Regions from separate parts of the Homo sapiens genome. Here region 2 is linked to region 1. Evidence: chromatin loops called from intact Hi-C (ENCODE). Cell type or tissue: A673. All regions are shown on one strand. Links, peaks and the distances in the headings refer to the core of each region. The heading gives the core; the rest is flanking DNA.

Region 1 (4,406 bases), core at 283-4,282:
GCTAAGTTTTTGAAATTTTTTAGAATTATATTACTACAATGTGAAGGGCATCACAAGTAAATTATAGTTTGAAAGCTTTTCTTTTGTAAAACTGGAACAAAATAAATATTACAGTTTTAATGCCAACATGTTTCCAGGTGAAGAGGGTATATGTCCAATATTCATTCCAAACTTTACAAAAAAGAAAAGAAAATGCTGTTATATTTTACAGCTATTGGAAAAGATCACTGGTGTTAAGACAGCTCTCACTTTTGACTTCCATTCTCTCTTTTGCAGATTTTTTTCAGTCTTAAAATATCTGTTATTGACGCATTTGAAACAACTGGGCCTTTGTTCCTTTCTTTCTCTTCTTCACCATTTCAATAAGTTCTATTTTCTATGTTTCTGACTTTATTTAATGAGAAGTAAGTTAAGTTTCTAAGTTATAGCTAGTGTTCAAACAAACAAATAAAATTATTGAAAATCCTTGATGCATCTGTTGTTATGGAAAGCATATGAAAGATTTACAGAGATTAGTATTTACCTATAGAATAAATAATTAGAGAATCATTATATTTTGAATTATTGTATGACTATGATCATATGAAGAGGTTAGTGATGGAAGAGATTATTTGTGAATTAATATAATCAAAGAAATCAGTGCTGAAACCTGAAAACTTGGAAGATGGGACACATAATATTTGGTTCACTGATATGAGACATATTTGTTTTTGAGCAGATTAGAAAGGATGTGAAAAAGTATCAAGCAAAATAAAAATAAAAATAAAAAGGTGTATTCCAGTGAAAAACCAAAAATATTCTCATTTTTAGAAGGATTCATTCCAGAATGGAGCAAGAATATGAAAGCAGGATAAACTGACTTGCCGGAAAACTTTATGTAGTGAGTAAATAAAGGTCTGACAAAACCATAATGAAGCTGGACTCCCGGTATTGCAGTAGAAAATGTAACTACTGCTTGAAAGGTTAGGGAGTCTCTCATGCCTGCTGCAACAGGTAGTGTTTCCACGAGTCCATTCCCTTTGACTGAGCCAAACCCATCCAGAAGTTAGAGTTATTGCAGGTTATGAGGAAGAAGCACGAGCATCTCTCTTTATTAAGGAAAAAGGAGGAGGGAGCAAGGCAAGCAGTGCAACTAGGGACCTGCTTCTCCTTCCATGGCTGGGCCTAATATAGCAATATCCCTCCCAAAAAGCTGGCCAATATAGGGATTGCACACAGCGAGGGCGTTTTACACCTAGGAGCTTGTCGTTAAAAAATCCAGCTCATTGACCCATTGAAATAACACTTTGGGTAAGTGTCTGCTCCACTCCTGTTCCATAGCACTTATTTCTACTTTTGTTTTCTGAACATGAGCCCCACATCCTTAACATTCAAGAATAATTTTAAACAAAGTTGGGTTATAAGTAAATTTTGTCTTTAACTTTCCTGTTAGGGAAAGCCTCTACAGAATAAGAGACAGTAATAAGCGGATGTACTAGCACATCTAGAGGCCATTCCTCAAGGGACACAAAAGGAACACTTGCAGAAAGCGTGGTGAGAGATGAGGAAATGATGATCATCTCAAGGTTGCATTCAGTTAAGAGGCAGTGTAGAAAAATGGGAAAGAGTGCAGTCAGACTGCTTGGTCCAAATTTGGGATACTTCACAACTAGTGTGACCTTAGCCAAATCTTTTCATTTCTTTATGCCTCCATTTTCACTTTTTGTGCAAAGGGGATAAAAATAGTACTTTTCCTCATGGTGTTTTTACAAGGATGAGTGATGTATGTAGTGTGTAAGGTACGAAGAACTTTGTAAACATTACAAAAATACAGCTGACATTTATATAGAAACTCACTTTACCAAGCCATGTGCAAATACGCAAATATAACTTCATAGTACTCTGCAAGTTCTTTTCATTATCATTCACATTTCACAGAAGAAACTGAAGCTTAATAACTTCCTGTAAATTTCTCGAGATCACAGAGTGTATAAAGGCTCAAAAGGATTTCATCTACTTTTGAAACTTTTGTTCCATCCTTCCCCCATCTGTCTCTGAATTCTGGTACTAAAATTCAAACACAACCTTTTGTGTCTAGGAATGCACAAACCTAGAGTATGGAAAGGAGGGGGGGCAATGGTCTATATTTTGCAAGCTCGCTAAATATTTTAAGCTTTACCCTCAACCCATTTGAGGCATGATATCCTCTGTACTTTTAATCTGCAATTAGTACAGTATTTTATTGTCTCCACCTTTTATTACTTTTATCAGAAACTTGTAAACATATTGTACTAAGAAAAGTTGTAATTATATTCTTCTAAAAATATTAGCTAGAAGTTAAATCTCTATTATGTCCATGTTAACCTGGAACTTTCCTTCCCTTAGTAACATAGTCACATTTAAACAATGCTGTGACATTTATAATTTGGAAAGCATGCAAAGTGAAATGAGTCTGATAGGGAAAAAAAATGCACAGAGAGCCTCAGAGCAGGCATGCTACAGCCAAGTTTAAAATGCTCATAGCTCTGTTCCAGACATTTCATGGTAGTAGCAAAAAGAAAAAAAAAGCAACATATTGCATTAACACAGAAGCATGAAAATGCCATAGCCTATTTATGGGAGACAGGTGTTAAATTATAGAATAGTGTATTGTTCTTATGGTATTTATGTCTTTCAAGTTTGACATTCCAGAAACAATGTGACTCGAGCTCATGAATAAAATTAGAATCATTTTCTTTCTTTCTTAAAAACAAGATACTGTTTATTTCCTCATTCTCGCTTCTATTGGAAAAATAAGTCGAGGTAAATTAATCTATGTATCTTACTAACACAATACAAATTATGCTTATGGGAACTAATTAAGTAGGTAAAGCACATTTTACATGTGGACTTTCAGATTATTTTTTCCCCGATGCCTGTGGTTTCAAGTTGCAGGAATTTGTTCAGTGACTTTGAGAATGGAGTAACCGTATTGCTTACAGGAAGCAGAGAATGATAAATAAAGACATTGGGGATTTGGCAAGAGCAAAAATAAATAAAATGTACCTCCTTCCAGAACATCTTAGATACTCTAATGTGATAATTCATAATACAGCTCATTTGACAGGATGGGGAGTAACGTGTGGGTTTGATCTACTAAATAGCTCCAGAAAAGACCATGGTTTTTTATACTGAATAAATAAAAGATACACTTGTACACACATAAACTGGGGAAAAAAACTGCTCATATTTAGTAAATCACTTTTTTCTCTCTATTACAACATATTTCTTTTTTTCTTTTAATCTAGTTTTCATTATAAATCAGACGAGTTATGCCAGAAGTGTGGGTTGAAGGAATTTTAATTAGTTGGTTCCTAGTAGCAAAATATATTGTTCAGAAAGTTAATTTAGAGCTGTAGTGTGTTTTGAAGATGAGGGATGTGTATGTGTGTGTGTTGGGGGGCATATATTGCATAAAAATGAGGATACATTATGAAAAGTACATTGTTAGGCAACTTCATCATTGTGTGAACATCATAGAGTGTACTTATACAAATCTAGGTGATATAGCCTGCTGCACACCTAGGCTATGTCGAATAGACTACAAACCTGTACAGCATGTTACATTACTGAATACTGTAGGCAACTAAAACACAGTGATACTTAGGCTACACTAAATTTATTTTTAAAAATATTTTTCCTTCAATAATAAGTTAACCTCAACTTACTATAATATTTTATTTATAAACTTTTTAGTTTTATAATATTTTTACTCTTTTGTGATAACACATAGCTTAAAACACAAACACATTGCACATCCGTACAAAGATATTTTCCTTCCTTATGTCTTTTTATATGAGCATTTTTCTATTTTTTATTTTATATTTACTTTTTAAGCCTTTTTGTTAAAATTAAGACACTTAATTATGAACACCACTGTCCTCCACCTGCACAATCTTGTCCCACTGGAAGATCGTCAGGGGCAACACATGCATGGGGCTGTCATATCCTGTGAGGAACACGCCTTCTTCTGGAAAATACCTTCTGAAGGACCTGCTTGTGGTTGTTGCACAGTTTACTTCTTTAAAAGGTATACATTCTAAAGTAATGATGATAAATATAGTGTAGCAAATACATAAGCCAATAACATAGTTGTTTCTTAGCATTCTGAAGTATTATGTCCATAACAGAAAATGTGATGGTCTGTTTATACCACCACTACCACGACGTGTGAGTAAAGTATTGCACTATGACGTTATGACAGCTAAGACATCACTAGGTAATAGAAATTTTTCAGCTCCATTATGATCATACATGTGGTCCATCATTGACCAAAATGTCAGTATGTGCCACACAGCTATATGTGTGTGTGTGTTTATATATATATATATATGAATATATATGTGAGTGTACCTGTATACACACATACATACACATATATACATTAT
Region 2 (4,406 bases), core at 227-4,226, 620 kb after region 1:
ATACCAAATATTTTTCAACACTTGGAGAAGGGAGTAGACAAATATCTATTTATTTATGTAAATTCTGTTTTCTGTTTTGATATTATGCTTAGTATAAAATGAGGTACAGGAGTGGGGAAGATTTTGTCTTGGATGTAAGACCCTGAGTCTGTACTTCCCTTGGAAACTCGTATGTAGGCAGAGCTTGCTGTCTCCAATTACTCTCCACACTGATTCTCTTGGCTCTGTGGAGTAGCTCTCATTAACTTATAGAATATAGATATAAGAATTCTTTGTTCACAGAAGAAAGGATATGTCTTTTTCCCTAGCGATTAATGCTAAAGTAGTAAAATCCATAGTTCTAATCTGTAATTGTTATAAACTCATAAATATAATCTCCAAGAGAGTGGGGACATTGTCCATCTGCCATTCTGCCCACCATATCTACAACACATCTGGCACTGAATAATCTTCCAGTAACTGATGTTGAATAAGTGTATGGAGAAAGTGTATGATTAGGAGATAGGTTGACATTTTCTTCTACCAAGTAAAGTTTATAAATAGTTGTTTGCAAGTGGAAAACATGTGTCTATCTATGCATTCATGACATACGTGAGTGAAAAGTGAGAAATGAGATCGTGTATGAATTAATAGGAGACCTTCATTAAATGTTAGTTTCCCCATTCCAGAGGGACAGGAAAACAACATTACACTGCCCCTAATTTTAAAATCCCTAAGTTCATATATAGCTTTCATTAAGACAAATCATCAAATGTACTATAAATCATATGAAGCTTGGGGCAATATCCATTTTTCTGTTTTGCTTTTGTTTTGTTTCCCCAGCCTTTAGCACAGTGCCTAGAATATAGAAGACAAATATTTGTGAAATAAATAAAATATGTATAAATGAATGAACAAATGAATTACAAATGCATGAATGAATCATTCCAAATTATACATTAATCAATGGAAAATATTATTGAAATGTAATTTGTGTTTATTTGTCTCCTTCAAGGAAAACTATTTGCTTATGAATTACCAGTGCAGGATAAAGTAAATAATTTACAGAAAATTACAAAGTAGAATTTAACATATGAAATTCCTTTTTAAAAATGTTCCAAGGCAAGAAGAACCAGGGAGCTGACATGTTCCTAGATCCAGGAGCCACCCAGTGGATTGACGATTCTTATCATAATAAGACTTCCTTGAACCATCCCCCACCCAACCCTTTTCCAGAAAGAGTTGAAGACAAATCTACAGTGAATAGGAGGCTGAGGCCACCACAGTGAGTTCCAAGAGTATGCACCACAGTGCCCCCTCTTATTCAATCCCAATCATTGCTAAGCAACTAACTGGTTGTCAGTGGTGGCAGAGATAAAAAGCCCATTCTGCTTCGAGAAGAATCCCTTGGCAGAAGTTACTGTTCCCAAGCTCAAAAAATAAATCAGGAAATCTATATCTAACATATTAGAGAAGTATTAAACTTGATTTTTTTCTGCTAAATGAGAGAAGAAAGATGAGGGAAATACCCAACTAAAAAATATATAATAATGCAGTTTTAGGTTGACAATGAAGAACAATGAAGAGGTGCAAACAGAATCCAAACCTAGCTTATAATCTGCTTTGAAATGTTTAAATACAAGAGGTTATATTCCTGGAAAAAAAGCTAAAGTGTGAATTCTGGAACAAGGGTACCAGTCAATATCGATAGCAAGGTCTTCTGCACAACTGCAGTGGCTGGGGCGGGCAGAAGGGAAAGGGAACAGCGAGGGAAGGGTAGGACTGCCTTCGCCGTATGGATGCCATGCCCTTGGTGAGAGCAAGATTTGAATTCATTTAACCCGTTTGCTTCACAGTATTCTCCATTCCTCTACTTTTTCGGAGTAAGAATTTAAGAGATCCTCTTTTTAATAAAATAGATTTTTACAAAATGTAAAGTTCTTCTCTCACTTACCAACTTTAAAAATCTCTAAGGAGGACTTTAGAAACTGAAGATCAATTCCTGATACCTCCATGTGAATAGCTTTGTAACTCAATGTGGTTTTTCGTTTTCTTGTTTTTTTTTTTTCCTGAAAACAAAATTCATGTCTTGAAAAGGAACACCAAAATTCCAACTCCACAACCTTTGGGAAGTCCCCCATGAGCTGCTTGTTCACGGATTAGCACCTAGCTGCAGCTGAGAGAGATTCTCACATGCAGGAGAATCAGACTTGTGTCCTGGACTTAGCAAAGCATGATCACACTCTTTGTCCTTATCTACCCAGCCACAGCTTCCAGTGCAAGTGTCCTTGTGCCCTGGTGCCTGATATCCAGCTCCGGCAGCCTAGAAAATCAGTTAGGCTTTTCAGTCACAGCACCCTCTGTGACAAACGTGTGGAGCACCGCACGACTTCTTCAACCAGCTGGTTTTTCTGGCATTCGAATAAAAGTAAAAATAGAAAACAAAGAGGGAGAAGAAAAGTGACAAGCTGAAACCTGCGAAGAGAAAGAGGACAAGGTACAGAAAATTGGCTCCAGGACGCCAGGGAGGGGGCGGGGTATGATGGGCTGCTACTGCCATCTAGTGGCTGCATGACACTCGGTGAAAACTAATAAATCAGGCTCCAAGGGGCTTTGATTTATTTTTTCAGTTCCAGGCGAAAAGAAAATGTCTTCATAAATGAGCTGGGACAGTGGTGAGGAGATTTTTTTTTTTTTTTTGGCCCTAGTCAATGACTTCCACTTCGTTTGGTAAACTGGGGAAAGATAGAGGAAACCTTACCAGAGCTGCCTTAACAAGTGTGTCCCTCTGCTTTTCTATTTGAGACTTCAGCAGACACCTTCTTCAAACGACGGTTTCCCCTCACGCCTAGGTTGCCGATTAGGACAGAAATAATCATGATAAAATAAGTATTCCTCCAGTTAAATTTGAATTTCAGATAAACAACTAATAGATATTTTAGTATAAGTATGTCCCATACCATATTTAGAGCATATCTACACTAAAAAACATTTATTATGTATCTGAAATTCAAATTTGTGGCCATTTGTATTTTATATGATAACCCTACCTCATCCCCCAGTAAAGATAATATTTAGCTAAAAATTTTGATAGTAAGTTTATTTTAGGACTGACCTGAAATATGGCTGTCCATGAGAAAAATATATTGCTTGCATCATTTCTGCTCACGACTATTATTACAGATGTTGGTATGAATAAACATCTTAAAAGGGATAATTCATAATAAAGGTAATATCTTAGACATTGAATTAAGTCCATTTTAATCTTTCATACTGAATTCCCGTTTGTTCTATGACATATATATCCGAGTTGGAAGCTTGTGGGAGGCAGATAGGTTTGAAGATCTAGTCACTAAAATGTACTTCAAATTAATAACCACTTATTGATTAGAAACCTGTATAAATGTGTTAACAGGACCTGAATGTTATTGGCTCAGAGCTTACGTTTAGGGGCACAAACTATTATGAAATGTGTATAAAAAGGACTCCTGTCTCAGAAAGACTCTCTCTTCTCGCCAGGGAAACAAGAGTCTAAAAAAAGACCCAAGCGTCTTAGCAGCTTTATTTTTCACCTTTAATACACTTGACAATTTGACAGATTGAATTTTGCTTTTTAGATTTTGACTTTTAATGAGAACATTCCTTTTATTTCACTTGGCTGAAGGACAAGATTTAAACACCCACTGAACAAGGATAGCTTATTAACTGCCACAAAGGTGCTGTGGCTTGAATGATCATGTGTATTTAGGACAACCTATTCAATTGATGGATGAGGCTAAATCTTCCAGAATTTACTGCAAACATGTCTTAGATGTGGTACAATCATGGCCATTTTTCATGACTTGTGTGAGTCATTAATTATAATGGAAGAGCTCCCTAAAAGGGAAAATGATAATCTCATTTGGTGTTGAAATAGCCATAAACCCAAAGAGTACTTCTAAGTAAATGATCATGTAAGACCTGCAATAGAAACGTGAGCCATCCTTCCCTCAATCCTCACAATTCCACATAACCACACAATAGTAATACCCCTTCTTTGCTTGTTAACACTAGACAACCAACTTTCTGTGACTTAATTGTATTTTTCAAAGTAAGCTAAAATCTAACCTGCCTTGTCAAAATAAAAGAGCTGACTGATAGTAAGCAAATTGCTTTGAAATTCCTGGAGTAAACCATCCTCATTGGGATGTAACTTCTGCCAATTATTAAAGGATGCCTCGGCCCCAAACAGAGCACACCTAGATGTTACGCACCTTAGAAACTGAGAATATAATACATTATGCACTTAATGGTATTCTGATACAGATATACACTACTTAACGTAATAGGTATATTCCTAAATAGTGCATCAATTCAGATCATCTTTTTCTATTGAATTATAATATAATTTAGGAGGTGTATTGTTCTTATTTCTATTCCTCCATCAA

What was found. Peaks named below come from ENCODE experiments on the same cell type or tissue, not always from the same donor. Only the 100,000 strongest peaks of a DNase experiment are listed, where the experiment ranks them.
Region 2: a loop joins it to region 1, with 5 times the contacts of the local background. A loop is called at or near these places in 8 of 110 quality-filtered maps.

What each region holds. Positions count from the first base shown.
Region 1 is chr3:103,290,091-103,294,496 of GRCh38, reverse strand. No RefSeq gene overlaps it. Among named protein-coding and RNA genes, the nearest start is that of MIR548AB, 230 kb to the left of the region's middle. In A673, for the core only: no CTCF peak of the experiment used is centred there; no DNase peak of the experiment used is centred there; H3K27ac peaks cover 1,724 bases.
Region 2 is chr3:102,671,824-102,676,229 of GRCh38, reverse strand. LOC105374016 (a long non-coding RNA gene) reads left to right here. Exons shown (of 14, transcript XR_001740824.2): 5 at 1,102-1,264; 6 at 2,244-2,476. Among named protein-coding and RNA genes, the nearest start is that of ZPLD1, 240 kb to the right of the region's middle. In A673, for the core only: CTCF peaks have their summits at 1,212 and 2,544 (motif pointing left); DNase peaks (open chromatin) are centred at 1,209 and 2,499; H3K4me3 peaks cover 547 bases; H3K27ac peaks cover 1,065 bases.